Linked DNA regions of Homo sapiens: region 1 is linked to region 2. Evidence: read pairs that join two places in POLR2A ChIA-PET (ENCODE). Cell type or tissue: PC-3. All regions are shown on one strand. Links, peaks and the distances in the headings refer to the core of each region. The heading gives the core; the rest is flanking DNA. Region 1 overlaps SPRED1 (sprouty related EVH1 domain containing 1). Region 2 has its middle 58 kb from the start of SPRED1.

Region 1 (9,715 bases), core at 3,095-5,594, 73 kb before region 2:
CTCAATAAATGTTAGCTGTCTCTATTTCATTAAGTATCAACATTAATGACTGTCAAACCTAAGAGCAATGTAAAATCCAGGAGATGGACTAAATGTGACTACTAAGAAATGCTGCAACATCCTGATCTCCATCTGTTTGGCTGTTTCTATTAGCCCAGCATTCCAATGCACATGTGTGATTGATCCTTTAGGGTCTGCTGCACTGAAACATTTAATTACCACTAAAATATGCAGCATACACATGACTTTGAATTAAAAGACATTTCCTTACTGAAACAGGTCTAAACACTATTTTCATAGAATCTAAACACTTTAACATCTGACATTTAGATAATATCACACTTTGGCATGATACACGGATAATTAGGTATTTATTATTGGGTCTAATGACTTTGTCGCTCAATAATTATTAAGTAAATTCTCATATCACCAGAAGAATCATTTTTATATAATATTTATCTTTAAAAACCCAGTGTCTAAAAGGTAAAATAAAGCAAAACAAACAAATGAACAACAATCTATGGTTCATCTAGCAGATCATAAAGATGATTAGCTTTACAAAGCACTACCTCAAAGGTATCAACAAGAAATGTTTAAAGAAAACATTTCACTCAGTTCAAGAGACATATGTACAAAAGCTGATATATGAAGATTAGTATACTAATTAGTATATATACATACATACATACATTTTTTTAATTTAAAATTCAACAAGTATTAAGAAAGGAATAACTTCTCAATTTAATTTAATGCTGATTTGGTTTGGCTCTGTGTCCCCACTGAAATCTCAGGTCGAGTATGTAATCCCCATGTGTTGAAAGAGGGGCAGACTACCCCCTCGCTGTTCTTGTGATAGAGTTCTCAGATCATCTAGTTGTTTGAAGTGTGTAGCACTTCCCACTTGGCTCTCTCCTGCTCTGCCTTGCTAATACTTGCTTCCCCTTTGCCTGCCACCATGATTGTAAGTTTCCTGAGGCCTCCCTGCCAAGCTTCCTGTATAGCCTACAGAACTGTGAGTTAATTAAACCTCTTTTCTTAATAATTACCCATCTCAGATGGTTCTTTATAGCAGTGAGAACAGACTAATATAAATGCCATGTCTGTGAAACAACTAAAATTATCTTACATACCAGTGGCAAATTCCACATTTTGGAAAAAGCTATGCTACCTCAAGTTACCTCTCCATGAAAAAACAATTAGAAACTTTCTTCAGCAGAGTGAATGGAGAACATGTCATAGTTTTCAAAAAAGGTGTTGGGCTTGAAGGAATAGAAATGTTCCAGATTTGGGCTGGGCATGGTGGCTCATGCCTGTAATCCCAGTACTTTGGGAGGCCGAGGCAGGCAGATCACCTGAGGTCGGGAGTTCATGACAGCGTGGCCAACATGGTTGAAACCCCGTCTCTATTAAAAATACAAAATTAGCCGGGCATGGTGGCACACGTCTTTAATCCCAGCTACTCGGGAGGCTGAGGCAGGAGAATCACTTGAACCTGGGAGGCAGGGGTTGCAGTGGTCTAAGATCGTGCCACTGCACTCCAGCCTGGGAGACAGAGCAAGACTCTGTCTCAAAAAAAAAAAAAAAAAAAAGAAAGAAAGAAATGCTCCAGATTTGTGCCATCCAATACAGCAGTCAACACTGGCCACTTGTGGCTATATAAATTAAATAAAATTTAAAATTTAACTCCTCAGTCACTCAAACCACTTCAAGTACAGCCAAATAACTATATAGTAGCTACCATAGTGGATACCACAAACAGAATGTTTCCATCATCACAGAATGTTCTATTGTACTCACTGCTTTAGATTCTCAAAGAATTCTAATAAAGCCCAACTGGCAGCAAATGGAAGTAAAAATTTTAGCAGATAACAAAGGTAGTATCTTTCAGTAAAGTAACAAACATTTGGAAAAAACAGTGAGAGACAATGAATTAAATGCTAGTAGTAAGGGCCAGGCATGGTGGCTCACACCTGTGATCTCAGCACTCTGGGAGGCTGAAGTGGGAGGACCACTTGAGCTCAGGAGTTGAGACCAGCCCGGCTGGCCAACAAAATCAAGACCCTGTCTCTACAAAAAAATTTAAAAATTACTGGGCATGGCGGCAGGCACCTGTAGTCCAAGCTACTCAGGAGGCTGAGACAGATTAATCACTTGAGCCTGACAGTTCGAGGTTAGCGTGCTGTGATTGTGCCACTGCACTCCAGCCTGTGTAACAAAGTGAGAGACACTGTCTCTTAAAAAAAAGTTAGTACTGGCTGGGTGCGGTGGCTCACGCCTGGAATCCCAGCACTTTGGGAGGCTGAGGCGGGCAGATCACAAGGTTAGGAGATCCAGACCACCCTGGCTAACACACGGTGAAACCCCGTCTCTACTAAAAATACCAAAAAAATTAGCCAGACATGGTGGTGGGCACCTTAGTCCCAGCTACTCAGGAGGCTGAGGCAGGGGAATAGCGTGAACCCGGGAAGCGGGGCTTGCAGTAGCCGAGATCGCGCCACTGCACTCCAGCCTAGGCGACGGAGCGGGACTCTGTCTCAAAAAAAAAAAAAAAAAAGAAAAAAGTTAGTACTATAAATATGATTTCTGTTTCTACAACTCCTTTATAATCTGATGATTTCAAAGACTGAAAATGTACTGAGGTAGATAGGAATCCCTCTCCAACTAAGATGATATGGTTACTATTAAGGAATGAACAGTAAAAACTTAGAAAACAAGGTTAAGAGACTGAAGCCATACACTTTTAACACAACCTGTGAAAAATCTTTTAATTACCTTACTTTCATTAACATAAAGCAATAAGGAAAGTATGCTCAAATAACACAGTATTAACAATATCTTTTTAAATGATGGGTCCTGTATGATGATTTATCATTTACTATACCCTGGTCACTTTTAAATGTTTAGGCTATTCCCCCACCCCCTACATGGTCTCAACATCCTTGTGAATTTGTTTGGGAATGACTGGTAGTCACAAGGGTAAGTGTATCACGCACACACATAACTTTTCACAAAACAACTTAGACTTACTGTGACAACACACAGGCTGACTTTGGTATTCTATTCCATTCTACATGGAAACATAATGCTGATGGAGACCCATTGCCATTGAAAAATTCCCTGTTCTAAACTACTGTGAAGTATTTGGGATGTTGTTCTCCTCTAAGGATGTACCTCCGTGTTGGTAGTGAAGATTCACATTTATGTTCAGCTTATTTCATGAAAATAAGAGATAATACTAAAAGGCATAGGATACTCACAAGAGTGGGTTTCAAGGCTGAGCTGTGAGGGACTGCAGAAGAATTCAGAATTGAATTGCTGTAGCTAGAGTAGAGACAGCAAATGTTATTACATCATTGCTTTTTCAGATGTCTTCACTGAAGTGCTCCAAATGATATAGCAATGTATTGCAAATTAATCTTTTATAAGTATATAATTATTTGTAAATCCAGTAAACTAACTCAGAGTTATGTGAACACTGAATTCTAATCACTAGGACAGTTGTTTTCCCAATATGAAATGTTTTTAATTATGTGTATTAGGAAAAGATGGAAAGCTTTTTAAACACTAAATCTTTTCATATGTATATCCTATGGGCATACGTGCGTGTATGTACACTGCTGATGTCAAAGTGTCAAAATGCAGAATGTGTTTGTTACTGTGATGCAGTCAAAAAGTCTGAAAGCCATTGTTTTAGGGCATAGGCTTTGGAATCATAAGACTTTACCAAGTATGTAATCTTTGCCAAGTCATTTAACTTTCCTGCACCTCAGTTTCCTTGGCTTTGTAAATGGGAGTAGTAACATTATAACAAACACTTACATGGTTATTATAAAGACTAAATGCATGAAATGATTTTAGGCCAATGCTGTTACTTACTCATATATGAGCTGTCATTTAATTATGTACTGAGAGCTACATAAAACCACAAGGTACCAAAGAACAAAAAAGGAATCTAAGAAATTTAAGAACAAATTTCATTACAAATAATCCACGATAGAAAAAAATGTGAATTTTCAGAAGTGGCAGTTCATATTAAGAATTTTAAAAAACCACTTGTACTCTTTGACACACTTATCCCACTCCTGTAAATTTATCTTAAGAAATTTTACTAAAGAGAAGAAAATATTTATATGCAAAAAGATGCTCCTTAAAAATGTTATTTGTAATAGCAAAGAGCTGGAAACCTAAAGTGTTCTTTAAAGAGATAACAAGTAGGTAAACTTTTGGTAAAACAATGTGAAATATTACAGTACTAAAATGATTATTTAAAAACTAGATATACGCCTAAGTCTTTATATTAAGTATATCAGGTGATATACTTAATCAGGTAAATAATATGTGTATGTACACAAGCAAAAATGTGTATGGAACTAGATGCAGTTGAAAGCTGTGCTGGGTTTTTAGTTGATTTCTTTTGATGTAATTATTGCTCATTGTTTTCCTAAAGGATTTTAGCTTACTTTCATTTTTTTCCTTATACCACCTGACTAAATCTGAGATAGGGTAAATGCAAAAATTGGATGATCTGCTATTAGCCAGTAATTGTAAGTCAAATTATGCTTCTTATGTGTTATATGCTAGGGCCTAGTACACAAAACACAGTTCGGACTCAAAAGCAGTAGAGTCTATATACAACATCCAATAATTTTTTTTTTTTCTTTTTGGCTCACTTAGAAGCTCAGTTTGCTTGCTCTTCAAGTATCAAGACTAGGAAACATTGCTAAGGAAAACTAAGGTGGCTAGAAGCCAGTCTGTCTCATCCATCTCTCGCCACTCTCCTTCTCTTTAAAAATGATAATACAAAGTTGAAGAATATCCTGTTTGTTTGTTTGTTTGTTTGTTTGTTTGTTTTTTGAGACAGAGTCTCACTCTGTTGCCCAGGCTGGAGCACAGTGCACGATCTTGGCTTACTGCAACCTCAGCTTCCCGGGTTCAGGCATTTCTCATGCCTCAGACTCCCGAGTAGCTGGGACTACAGGCATGCACCACCATGCCTGGATAATTTTTTTGTATTTTTAGTAGAGAAAGGGTTTTGCCATGTTGCCCAGGCTGGTCTCCAACTCCTGAGCACAGGCAACCTGCCCACCTCGGCCTCCTAAAGTGCTAGGATTACAGGCATGAGCCACCGTGCCTGGCCCTAATTTGATACATCATTTAAGGCTGTTATATGTTCTTAACTGTTACTAAGTTAATTAAGTTTGATTTTTGGATCCAATAACCTTCATCAAGAGAAAAAGTATGTGCATTCTTCATCATATTTTTAAGTCCCTGATTTATGCTCATTTAAGATTTTGATTCATACATAACTCATTCCTAAACCAAGTTTCTGATTATGTGTCCAAGGCAATTATTTTTGAATTAACAAATTATACAGTTTTTTCAGAATGCTAGGACTAAACATCAGGCTAAAGCAAAATGTAAACGTATTTTTGCTTTAGCTTTTAATGACCATAAAACTTAACTAAACATGAGCATACAGACCATCAGCTGTCCAAATTACAGTTAACAGACTAAATCAAGAACAATGAATTTCTAGCTGGCAGAAATAGTGCGTCCATCTAATAGGAATCTTAGTTTAATTACAGCTGCAAAAAAATTAAATTCTAAACCTTTAATAACTTAATAATTCCCCTAAGCTGAAAAATCTTCCTCTCCCATTCTCTCCCACGAAAATAGATTTCTGCTTGCCATACAACAATATTTGAAAGTTCCTGGATTGAACTGTAAGATGTTTTTTTCCATTAAAAATGATGGCAAGACACCGAATCTACTTAGACTTCCAAACTGTGCTCAGGTATTAAAATTATTTTAATAAGTTCTAGAAATATACTCCTTTTATAACTAAATAGTTGTATTAAAAATTAAAAAAAAAACTACTTAGAGCTAGTTGTTTGTCTTATTAACCTACTCAAGACTAGTTACATCTACCTCTTCAGTCTGCCCAGAACATGGAAGAAAATTTTCACAATATAAATTTTTTTCTAATGTTGGAATTTTTAGATTTTAAGTTTTTCTGAAAAGTTGCTTTCTAACATTTAAAATGAAACACAATTTTTCTTAGTAGGTTAATAATCCTTTTTAAAAAGCGACCCCACCTTCAGGCTAAATGAAAATGAGCACTGATTATTTTATAAACATAGTACCTTCCTTCTGAAGAACTAAAAGTTCTGTTTAATATTCTTTTATCTCTAATCAAAAAATGTTATTGTAGGGAGAGAGGTTACATTCAGAGGTTGTATCCCTCTGAAGTAGGGACATATTATCCTGGTTTTATAGATAAAAGGCAAGGACAAAGACAGGTTATGTTATTTGCCAATGTCTTAATGCTACAGTCAGCAGTAACCCCAGGATTATGTTAGTTGTGAACACCAGGTTAACTGTAAAATTTAAATTAGTAAATTTTTATTTGAAAGGGCTTCTCTAACCACATTAAGAATGGAGAACCCAAAGGCTACAAAATCCCATAAATGACAATATAATGTATTGGATAAAACCCTGCAATATCAGTCAACATCTTGGTTTGCCTCTCATAAAAACGTAAAGTTCTTAATAAGACCTTAATTTGGATAGTTTATTTACATGTCTCTCTTCCCCTCTACTTGCTAATTCTCAGAATCACTCGTTCCTGATAGGACCATTATTACATGACATCCTATCATTGCAAATACTCTCAAATCTTCCCAGCTAAACCCTTCCCTTTTCTTATCCTCTTCCCCAATACCCTTTTCTTCAACCTCCAATTCCAAAATCCTTACCCCTGTCTCTCTTGATTGCAGAGGGAGGTGGCAACAGTGATACCAGCACTCTAAGTCACTCAACCCACACTCACATTAAATACACTGGCACTGGCTTAGGATTTCTCTCCACCTCAACTCCTGATACCACCCTAGCTATCCAAACATCCATACTGTTCACTCTTTTTTAAAAAAAACATTTTAGCAGATCCTGGCTTCTCCAATAACCTTCATCCCTGTTTCTACTTTAATCTTCCCTCACATGTCATCACTCTGGAGCCATTGTTCTATGATCAAAATCTCTTTGTCTTTCCATTTTTCCCACTTACACTCTACAAGCTCTTTAACTTTACCAAAACTTGCAGTTCTTCAAAACAGCTATCAGTTCTATGTGTCAATCTACCACTTCAAGCTAATTTTTTCTTTAAAATCTAGTCTGTCAATAAAGTATATGACGTACAGTGTGGTATAAATACTGTGCAGTTTGAATCTCAGTTCTACCACTTTACTCTCTTGCGTGGCCATGGCAAGTTACTAAACCTTTCATGAGTCTCAGTTATCTCATCTGTAAACTATGGATACTTAGCTCACATGATCTTTAGAAGGATTAAATCTAACAGTGTGTGACAACCAGTAAAACAATTTGATAGACTGTCCTAGGCCTTGCTCCATCCATTATGCCATTCCTTAAGTCTTTCTTTCTCTTCTTCTCCACTACTGACATGAGCCAACAAATAAACTTCAACTACTAACTTCGCCCTAAATGACTAGCATCTACTCTATGACTTCTCTGCTTCAGCACTTCTTATTTTCTCTTTAATCTACAGCAAGCTCATCCAACCCGCGGCCCATGGGCTGCATGTGGCAGGACGGCTTTGAATGCAGCCCAACCCAAATTTGTACACTTTCTTATAACATTATGAGATTTTTTTTGTGATTCGTTTTTTTTAGCGCATCCGCTACCTTTAGTGTTAGTGTATTTTATAGGTGGCCCAAGACAATTCTTCCAAAGTAGACCAGGGAAGCCAAAAGATTGGACACCCTCAACCTATAGCAAAACCTGACTTCTGTCCCCATTATTACTCCCACAAAGGTCAATGACATCCTAACGGTTATATCCTTGTCTTAGAAATCACCAATCTAATTTTTCTGTGATATCTAACGCTTTCTCAATACTCCTTTTTCCCTTGGCTTCTAAAATACTTTCCTCTCAGAGCTCTCCTACCACTTAAGCCACTTCCGTCTTTTGGCGTCTCTTCTTTCTTCTACTCTCCCTTAAAAACACTGCTGTTTCTCACTTGTCATCTTTCCATTATTACTTAATATTCTCAATGGGAAATTTTCCACTGGCCTCAACTACTATATATGCTGAAGATGTCACTATAACTCTACCCTCTTAACCTTTTTGAGAACTCAACCTATAGTTAAAGCACCTTGTTGGACACTTTCTACCTTGACATCCAGTAAGCACCCAGACTAAAAAAGATCAAAACTGGGTTATTTTCCCATTTAAAAAACCGGGTTCATCTCTATTCCCACCTTCATTTAAAAGCATTACAGCGGCCTAAATTTAAAATGTTCAAGTCATCCCACAACCTTCCTACTCCTTCCTTCACATTCAGTCAAATAATCGTTGGACATTTGAATTTCTTCTCATATGAGTCCCCAATAGTTCCAAATGCTCTATTCCCAGCTCTGTTTTGTTGTCTTACTACATTCTTCCTCATCAACTGAAGTTCATTTTCTTCTCCCTCCAGTCAACTGTCCTAAGAAGCCCTGCTTTACACAAATTGGATTATCATTCCCTCACTTAAAATACTGAGTCGCCACTGTCTACATGATGAAAACTTCACCTGGTGTCTCTCATTAAGTATCCTTACTGACTAAAGATAGTTGTGGTGAGGAGGGAAGGTAGCTCAAAGAACAAATTTTCTTTCAACTCTTCGGTGTTTCATCTATAAAATTAATGGGAACTCTGTTCAAAATTCATCTTATTACTAACCAGTCAGATAAATATTCAACTTTTCAAGAAAAACTGATTTCCAGGGGCTTCTGCCATGCTCATATTGTGTCTCATATTTTAGGCCTAGCCACCATCCCTTGCCCCACAGTTGGTGATATACAGGTAAGCACAAATCTACACTACTCACAATCTGGTCCCTCAACACTTTCCTTAACAACTCCTCCAAACAACTGTATCCAAAAAGGTATTGCCTTTCCTCCAACTTTTTCTTCTTTCTGTGCTTGTCTTCTGCCCCCTCTCTTCCTGGTTGGAATACCCTTCCCCCATTCCATGCTCTCATTCATGGCTGACTCTTAAAATGCCACTTCTTTCCTGAAGCCTTCCTTCACACAGTCACCATCCTGCCACCAACTCCCAGGTAGAATCACTTTCTCCTTGAGCCTTGAAGAACTTTATAACCAGAACACCCATCACATTTCAGAAGTATCTATTTCCCTTGTGGACTGTGATAGCGATTTTAAAGTTTTAATTATCTTTGTATCTCCAAAGCTAAGGCAAAAGTCAAGTGCCTAGTAAGCACTCATTCAAATGCCACTGAACTGAATTTCTTTAGGAAAAAGTTATTAATGGTCCCTGTTCAAATCTATCCTGAAAGTGTAAAAAGTCAATATATATAATCCAGCAACTAAAATTCTGAAATGTTTAATACTGCTTTTACATATTAAGGGGGGAAACCCCAGAACTCCCCAATCTCACAGTATAAAAATAACACAATAAAACAGTAAAAAAAAAAAAAAAAGAGTTTGGTGACTGTGCTGAAGTGAATAAAAACACTCTGAAGTGGTAAAAGTTACAGTAACTTTGAAAAAGTGGCATCAGAAAAGACACAACTCACTAAATTTTATCTAAATTTTTGGCAATCCTGCCACGGGATGCTAATATATAGAAGTCATTAAAAAACACTGTATTTGTGAATGTAATTCCTAACTACATGAACAGCTCAAGCAAAATGTGTTTA
Region 2 (9,715 bases), core at 4,736-7,235:
ATTTCGGTAAAACTGCTTTACATAGTGAGTTAATTTTCCATACTTTGCTGTCTTAGGTTTTCCTCTGTTAAATACATGTCCATTATTTTGGTTGATGCTTTTGAGATGTTCCCACTAGGTGAGATTGCTCTCAAAATAAATTCCAATGATTTGGTCTCATCAAATGGCAGAAGGTTCTAATTGTATAAAACTACCACTAAAAAATCGGTGGCAATTTGGACTTGCATAAAGCACAGAAATTGTGATGTTAATTGCTCTCCTCTACCTTCTCTCTGTGTTAATTGCCACGGATAATTGCCACCTCCCAGCTAATCATGGAATATGGGGATGCTAGGTAGACTGCCCTCCCTATCTGTATTAAACCATTTGTGACAAATAAATATGCAAGAGGTGGTAGGCAAATGAATTTATGTCCTTAATTTTATTGCTTGTATTGAGTTAATGTGTTCCCAAACTCTTCTTTAATTGCTGTGTCCTTGTCTGTTATTGAAAACCTGGGAAGTTATAAGTTGTTACATAAGATGTCATGACAGGTAAACTCTTATCTCCAGAAGTTGACTTATTACTTATATTATCTTGTATTTATACTTAGGAAATAGCAAACAACTTGACAGCATTACTTTCTTCGTCATTTTCAATTGCTTGTGAAACAATTTATTAGTACAGACCTTCCAAAAAGCCACATTCAGCAAAAGATTTCATAAAGCTTATAAAACTTTATTTCATTTATGTCTTTCAGTTCTTAACAAAGATGAAAGAATATTTCCTTTTTAGGAAGTTTCCTTTTTAGGTCTCATTTCATACAGACAGCCCTTGAGTGAGAGTCCTTTGCTCCAAATGAAAGAAAATTTAGCTTTGAGTATGATCATTTCAGAATGATACTCTGAACAACATGAAAACTAATTGCTACCCAACAAAAAGATAAAGGATTGACCCAAATTTTCCTATCCCCCCCTTATTTCCAAATATTCTAAAGGTCCTCTCTGGTTCTCCCAGCCTACCATGATTAGTCCAAGCCCCTTTGCCTGCAATAATCACATGCTAGTTGTAAAAACATTAAAAAATGCTGATACTGTGACTGGTGAACAAAATCATCATTATTTGATGATGCCCAAATCTGTCTCAAACCACATTTTCTGCCATGGTGGTAAACATCTGACCTCTATTAGCATGTATTTTAAAAAGTTTTTTTTTGTTGTTTTTTTTGTTTTGTTTTTTTTTTGAGATGGAGTCTCACCCTGTCACCCAGGCTGGAGTGCAGTGGCGCATCTCAGCTCACCGCAAGCTCCGCCTCCCAGGTTCACGCCATTTTCCTGCCTCAGCCTCCCGAGTAGCTGGGACTACAGGAGCCCTCCACTGCGCCCGGCTAATTTTTTGTATTTTTACTAGAGACGGGGTTTCACCGTGTTAGCCAGGATGTTCGTGATCTCCTGACCTCGTGATCTGCCTGCCTCAGCCTCACAAAGTGCTAGGATTACAGGCATGAGCCACTGTGCCTGGCCTTAAAGAAGATAATTTTTAAGGGTGCAGTAAATATATGCTGAAAAGCTTGAAATCAACAACTGTGTTAGTCTCAAACAGCCTTCAGCTCCACAAGCACATTAGCAAACCAAAAAAACAGGGTTAGTGTAATATGTTTTAATACTTTTTGAAGAATGCAACAATCCCATAGGCCATTACTGACTAGAAATGGTGACATTTCACAAGTGTCCCAAACTTGGGATTTATTGAGCTTCTCCATAGTAGAGTGTCTTTTCAAACTTGCTTCTATTAGTTTTCATCATCGCTGTTTTCTTTATTATGGTTGTTTCCAACAGTTTAAATAGAAAAATGCTACACATATTTCAAAGTGAGGAGCCTTGTATAGACCGGCATATAAGCACAGGAAGTAGCATTTAAGCTACACAAATGTTTCCCAGCCCTTGCCACTGAATAGGCCCATTGTTCTCCATCCAAGCTGTACGTCATGATCATGTGTGGGGTTTAAAAAATATAGATTTCTAGGCCCTGCCTTGGAGATTCTCAGTTGTTCTGAGGTGGGGTTGGGGGATGGTCCAAACTTCTATAGTCAAAAAAAGTGCCACAGATGTTTCTGCTGCACAGTGATCGCTGAGGTCTTGGATTTAGTAAAGCAATACCAAGAATCTTAATTTCTTGTCTGTTATAAAATTTTTAAAAGGCAGTACCTACAAGTTAAACTTGGGTGAAAGTGCCAGTTCCACTGCTTACTGTGCAAACTTGGGCAAATCTCTTACTGTTTCTGAGCATCATGGTTTTCATCTGAAAAATGGGGAATCATAGTTTCCTAATGAAATGTGGTGAAGATTAAACGAGATAATGTATGTTACCTCATGTTCCCCAGTGCCTTAGTAAGCACATAATATGTAATAGTTATGATTTTATTCCCCTTTGTGTATGTCATCTGGAGAAATTTATACCTGAGAGATTGAATATGAGAGATTATTCTACCTACCTATGCCCAGGGGGACAAGGGGATCTATGAGAAACTAAAAATTGTAAAACCTGGCTGTTGACATCTAAACATTTGGAAATCAATGGCTAGTCATCTTTCCTACAGAAGGAAATGGAAAAATGAAACCACCCTTCTTCATTATGAAGGAAGATGCCTAAGAAGAATGGTTCTCTGAAAAACAAGATGTAACAATGGCTGCTGGTCATTGACCAACTTCAGCAGGAGAGATTGCTGATCTCTTGTTACTCTCAACTCCCACTGTGGGGGATGAGGCAGGTCTCTTCCCTATTCTCTTTTTCTACCATGGTTATTCCTGCTGCTTTGCCTTGGTTTTTCTGCTCTTCCCGTATCACTTAGATCCTATATATTCTTGTCTCTTTTGATCAGCCCAGCTTTCAGTGAAGCTTTTCTTGCCCCCATTTCTTGAACTTCTGTTGTCTTAACTAGTACCTTGAACTGTATTCATTTTATTATTTTGTTGTTGTTAGTCCTGTCTTTCCAAATGGACTTCAAATTTTCTGAGGGAAAAGATATTTTGCTAACTTTCATGTACATCTTCTTTCTTAGCCCAGCACACACAGCCATAGATGTAAAAGATTGCCTCATAAAAGCAAATCAGGTGCTGAAGAGAGTCATCTGTATGTGAAGCAGAGAGTCAATGAGGCCATCTTTAGTGGTTGGTGTGCTAGTGACTTAAGGTTCAATTTTAGCAGCTGTTCTTCACTTTCCAACAGGGATATATAAAACACACAGATTGTTATAACTCTCCTTTGACTTTCCTTGTTGATAAATTTAGATATAATATTTTCCTATTTTAAGTAGTGGTTCTCAACATTGTTTACACGTTAGAATCATCTGGAAAGCTTTAGAAAACCCTCATGTTCAGACTACACCACAGACCAATTAAATCAGAATTTCTAGGAGTGAAGCCAAGGCATCAGAATTTTTAAAAGCTTCCTAGGAGATTCCAATGTACAGCCAAGATTGAGAACCACTGTTTTAGATTAAACTATGTAAAATCTGATTAAGAGACCCCTAGATTGGAAACTGACAATAAACAAACATCCAGGTCTGGGATTTCTTAATGGGCTCCACTGGTGCTGTGGACTTCCTTCTCATTCTGACTGTTCTTTTCCTAAGCTGCCTTAAGGCACATTGTTCAGTGGATCCGAGACTCCGATTTGAGAACAAGCATAAGCAAGAAGTGAAACTCTTGCAGCAGGGTACGTGTACCTGCTGTTAATCTTGGATTGCTCATAGTCCTAAACGATGCCCATTATTCAAATCTCAAATTGAATGTTATTTCTTGATGGAGTCTTCTCTGACAACTCTCATATCCATTAATAGTTGAACACTAGTCATACTTTCTCAAACACTCTATTGTTTCCCTTTATAGCACTCATGATATACAGAAATTTTAATGGTTATTTGCTTAATATGTAATACACCACCTCCCCCTCCTCCTACCGCTGGGTTTTGAGCTCATGGATGGAAGAGACCATCTCTGCCTTATTCATTATTGTAAATTTGGCAGCCATCACAATGCATGTGGTAAGAGCTGAGTAAATAGTTGGTGAAGGAATAGAAATCAGAGTACTATTGTTAGATGAGTGTTTATTGACGGGGGAGAATGGTAGAGTCCGGTGCCTCTCTGTGGAGCATTCTATCAATTGTGAGATAGTGCAGAGTGGGGGCAATCTCAATTACCTAATTTTGACCAGTGATTCTCAAATATGGCCTGCTCAGGAGAATCACCGGGATGTTTTGTTGAAAGTACAGATGCCTATGCCTCATCTCCAAAAGATCTGATTTCAGTAGTGTGATGTCAGAGCTAGGAATAAGTTTGCCAGCTAAGTCTGATGCCCTCGGCCACAGTCCAGCATTTAGAAACTACTGCTTTAGCCATTGCCTGAAATGACTTTCAGAACCACTGTCAAATTTGGAGCCTGCATTTTCTGTAGCTCAGTTATTCTTTTGCTCTGTGATGAAATTATGAAGGTGAGGTTAAGGGTTTTCTTTGGAAGAGAGACACATTGCTTTATGCAACAACTCTGGAGGGATAATGCCCCCAGTGCCATCTACTCTGTTTATAATGTGGCTGGCTGAACTTATGGTTTCTTAGGAATCCATGTTCTAAAGCCTGATGGTAATATTAGAACTATGTCAATGTAACACTTTCCCCAAATGCTTGGAAAACTTAACCACGTAGGCCACGGTGTGTGGCTATACTGATCTCAGTGGCTGTACTCACACTGAAAAAAATATGTCAGCATTGGCCATATTTTTATATACCTAGATCTATTTTGAGAAACAGTCAACATGGGAAATATTACATTAAATATTCATGGCATTTGTGTTCATGCTGAAAAAAGTTACACAGATTATAAAACTTCAGTGACTCAGAAATCTCCCATCTATCAAACTCAACTAGCCAAAAAGAGCAAAGAAGGAAAAAATAAGCAAAAGAGAACTCCAGATATCAAAAATATGTGGAATTTTAAATAAAACCTATATGAACAAAAGTAAGACTTTTTTCTTTTTTTTAAAGTAGAATCCATTTACTCAGGATCTATTTGCTGTAACTTTAGACATAATCTAACTGCTTTGGGGAATCATGATGCAGGTACAGTAAACACAAGAATACCAAAATCATAGCCATGTAACACTTCTTGGGCTGAAACAGTCATTTGTTTCAGTGTCTACACTTTAATATTTAATAATTGATAATATTTACATGTGTTATATAATTTAATATTTATCATCAACAAAGAGAACTCCAGGGAAGATAATATTCCCATTCTACAGATGAGGAAACTGTGTGGCAGAGAGGTTAAAAAACTCAATGAAGTCATTCTGATTTCTAATTCAATAAACTTTCTGCTGTATTATGTTGCCTGATGGAGTTTCACTGTTTGTTGCCCAGGCTGGAGTGCAATGGTGCCATCCTGGCTCACTGCAACCTCTGCTTCCCAGGTTCAAGCAATTCTCCTGCCTCAGCCTCCCAAGTAGCTGGGACTACAGCTGTGCACCACCATGCCCAGCTAATTTTTTTTTTTTTAATTTTTAGTAGAGACAGGGTTTCACCATGTTGGCCAGGCTGGTCTCAAACTCCTGACCTCGGGTGATCCACCCGCCTTGGCCTCCCAAAGTGCTGGGATTACAGGAGGGAGCCACCTCACCTGGCCTTCCATTGCCTTGTAAAATAAAGAACAACTTTTGATAACCATGAAGAGAATCTAGAATCATCAAGAAAAGGTTGAAGTTTAGCATACTTAGTTTAAAAGTGTAGAATCATCTATGGTATTTTACAAATGTTTCCATTAACAATAGTTAAAATTAAATAACAATGTGTGAGTGCCTGAAGGAGTAAGTTTCTGTCATATGGAAAAATCACTTATGTGAAATCTTTACTTTGTAGGAATTCAGATGAAAAAGAAATACAAACATACTCACACATTTTTAAAACTGGACTTCTTGCCACTATGAGTCACCACCATTTTTTATGTGAATGTGGTGTGGCATGGGTTATTTATTATTTACATGGTTCACAAACCATTCTTCCGTGCTCAAAAATGGCCCAGGAAAGGAAGGGAAGGAGACAGCACCACTCAATTAAAACAAGAGATTTTTAACAAGACAGTATATGCCCTAACTGGGAGCCAGGACACTGATACTAACCTCTTCTTCACAAAAAGTGATTAAGGGATCTTGGTTTGTGCTAAAGTTCTGCTTGGCAATACGTATGATGGTACTATTACAATAGCTTGTATAAGTTATGCCTTTTTCAAATTCTTACCTTGCCCTTTATCAGCACAGTTCTCCAATCCTAGGATCAGATGTATGGCTGATATAAATCAGCAGAAAACAAAATTCTATATTCCTGTTCCCTGCAATCAATGAGTGGACAGACTGTAAACTCTGCAAGGATAGAAGTTGCTATTATTTTGCAATTGTTTCATTCCTTACTTTACTCACTGATATTTTCTGCAGAGCTGTGCTGGCCATTGGCCTTTGACCTTCCAGGATTTGGTCAAAAAAATTTTTTTTCCAGGATGCTTTCAGATGTCAAAGCATTTGTGAACATTTTACTTCTGAATCCATGTTGGTATTAAAGTAAAGAAGTAATCCCAAATATTAATCTACTGTCTGATTTTTTTTATTATAGTGCTCTTAAACTATTGTGGAGTTATTTTTGCTTCTCTATTCTAAAACTGGGAAAATTGATTTTGAGTCATGACATCAAATTTTTCCTCATCTCCTTATCCATTAATTTGTTAATGGGTTATTTGGTGGTTTTAAAACATGTCCATAAATTCTTTGACACAACTCCTTTCAAAGCTGGAGTCTAATTCCCTGCCACTTCAATGTCCACCAGAGGTAGCGACTCACTTTTAACACACCAAATGTGGCAAGAAGTCATGATCTGTGACCTCTAAAGATAGCCCATAAAAAATATCACCACTTCCATTTGCTCTCTTTTATGTTGTCCACTTTTGGGGGAAGCCAGCTGCCATGTTGTGAGGATACTTAAATAGCCTTCAGAGACACCTGCATGGGGAGGAACTGAGACCTTCTGTCAACAGCCTGCATGTGGAAGATACACCGTGTAAATGCCTCCTCCAACTCCACTCAAGCCTTCAAATGGCTGCAGCCCTGGCTGATTTCTTGACTGTAACCTCATGCAATTCCCCAGCCAGAACCACCCAGCTAAGCCACTCTGAATTCCTGCAGAATCCATGAGAGACAATATATGATTATTGTTGTTTTAAGGCACTAAGTTCTAGAGGACTTTGTGAAGTGGTACTAATCCAGTTGTCTTGTCCAGACAAGGTGTTGCCTTTATTCATACAACAAATATTTATTGAGCATCTAGTCAAGCAGTCTGTTAGGTGCTGCTTGTACCAAAATCAACAGACAAAACATAGTACCTGCCTTTAAAGAGCTTATAACCTTGTGATGGATACAAATTTAAATAAATGATTATCTAATTATTAAATTACAATAAGTGTGCCAGGTAATAGGGTTATGAGTGCCATGATTTTCAACCCAAAGTTCAGGAAAGGTTTACCCGAAGAGCTGACATATAAGCTGAAACTTGAGGAATGTATTAGGAGTTAAGCAGGTAAAGGGGAAGGCTGGGGACAGGAAAGACCTTTCCAGGCGCAGGGACTGTCTATGTTCAATGGTCCCAACTAACAAATTTCTCTACTGGAAACTACTGAGAGATTCTTTGTTCATTCATTCCATCTCTTCAAAGAAATATTAACTGAGCATCTACCACGTGTCAGGTACTGTTCCAGGCACTGGGAATAAAGCAGTGGACAAACAGACAGGAATGCCTGCTCTTCTTGAACTTACATTTTAGTAGGTGAGAAGGATAATAGAAACAAATGAATAAAATATGTAAAATAAACTTCTGGTTCCTGGTCCTACATACAAGGAGCATGAAAGTCATCTCTCAAGCTTTTTTTTTCTCAAGAAAAAGGCTGAACAAACTGAAAATCAATAACTCTTTCTAGATCCATCAGAGAACTGAGATCATAGGGCAAACTTTGCCCCCATATTGGCCAGCCAGCCAGCCAGGCAGATACAGAGAATCACAACTTACGTTAAAACTCAGTGGGAACCAGTATGGGGGTAGGAAAACCTAATCTGTAAGTGCCAAATTGCTGAAGGCTCAGTGTGTACAAGTTTGAGAGTTAAAAACTCCAGAGGGGCCCAGTCTTAGGGAGGCCCCCAGGCTTTCCTGAGTTTTACCTTCAAGAGCTCTATCAGGTTTTCATAGTGAAGATCAGAGAAAAATCCCCTTGTGCTTCTGGCAGGGGGAGAGGAAAATGAGCTATTTTGAAATGTGCCCAGAGCATTCTGTTCTTCCTAACAAGGACTGCCTTCAAGAGAAACGATTTTACCAGAGTCTAAACTACCGGGGTCTTCCTGGAGACTAACTGCCTTGGGAGAAGGAAAAAACTCAACTCGAGCCCTGAGTAACTTTCCTGTCTCTTCTATGGGAAAAACCCAAACCAAACCAAATCAAAGCAAAACGGAGAAGCACCCATGAAGGTCACAGGCTGGGGACACAGGCTCACGAAAAGGCTGAGACCCAATCCTAGGACTATAGAATGCTGCTTCTCCCCTCACACCTCACCACAGCACCAATGGGGCTCCTGTATAATAACAACGGGAAAGAACTGTGCATCTCAGGTATTTGGGGTGTCTCTAGGGAAACCCAAGGACAACAGAGGATATGAACATAAGGATACCACAGGAAAGTTTAACTTCTGCTACCTACAGCTACAGCAAACGGTACATATAGAGTAACCTCTAGCCAGATAAACAAAATAGATAACGCTGGAGATGGTAATAAGTACTGAGAAGAAAAAGATTAGGGGTATTAAAGGAGGGATGCGTTGCAATTTTAAATATGAGGTTGGTGCAAAAGGTATTGCGGTTTTTGCCATTACTTTTAATAGTATGGACAGGAAACGTCTCACTGAGCAGGTGACATCTGTGCAAACATCTGAAGGAGGCGAGAGAGTGAGTCATGGAGACAGCTGGGAAAGATGGGAGGGAATATCAAATCCTAGGGTACGAAATGTTAGGTGGCTGGGAAGTAGGAGAAAAACCAAGAAAGTGTGGTGTCCTGAGAGAGAAGTTAATAAAATACTTCCAGAAGGACAGAGCGAACGATGATGTTAAACGTTACTGAGGCGTCAAATGAGAGAACTGACCATTAGATTTAGCAATGTGGACATCATTGCTGGAGAGCAGTTTTGGAACATGGAAGAGGCAAACGCCTGATTAAACAGCATTCTAGAGGGAATGGGAGAACAGATTTTAGAGACACGAGTGTAGATAAGTCTTCAGAGGAATTGCTGTGAAGAAGAATGGAAATATGAATTTGTAGCTGGAAGGCAACATAGATGGGAGAAATAGCATCATGTTCATATGCTGATGGAATGATCTGGCTAAGAGGGGGAAAATGGTGATGCAGGAGAAGGAAAGGGGAGGAATTTCTGGAACAATGTTCTTGAATATTTAAAAGGATTGGGATCTAGTGAACAGGCGGAGAGTTCAGCCTTAGATAGCAACACGGAAAGTTCATCCCTGGTAAAGGAGAGAAGGCGGTGTATCTGGGCCCAGATGCTTGTGGGCGGATGGAGTTGCTTGTGTGTTGGTGGGAACTTGTGGAAGTTCTCTTCTGATTGTTTCTATTTTCTCAGGGAAATAGCAATCAAGGTCAAG

The links. Peaks named below come from ENCODE experiments on the same cell type or tissue, not always from the same donor. Only the 100,000 strongest peaks of a DNase experiment are listed, where the experiment ranks them.
Region 1: POLR2A ChIA-PET joins it to region 2 with 7 read pairs; 6 of 35 experiments call an interaction of 5 or more read pairs at or near these places.

Annotation. Positions count from the first base shown.
Region 1 is chr15:38,261,780-38,271,494 of GRCh38, reverse strand. All of the region lies in intron 1 of SPRED1 (sprouty related EVH1 domain containing 1), which reads right to left. Among named protein-coding and RNA genes, the nearest start is that of SPRED1, 14 kb to the right of the region's middle. In PC-3, for the core only: no CTCF peak of the experiment used is centred there; no DNase peak of the experiment used is centred there.
Region 2 is chr15:38,189,985-38,199,699 of GRCh38, reverse strand. No RefSeq gene overlaps it. Among named protein-coding and RNA genes, the nearest start is that of SPRED1, 58 kb to the left of the region's middle. In PC-3, for the core only: no CTCF peak of the experiment used is centred there; a DNase peak (open chromatin) is centred at 5,999; H3K27ac peaks cover 1,622 bases.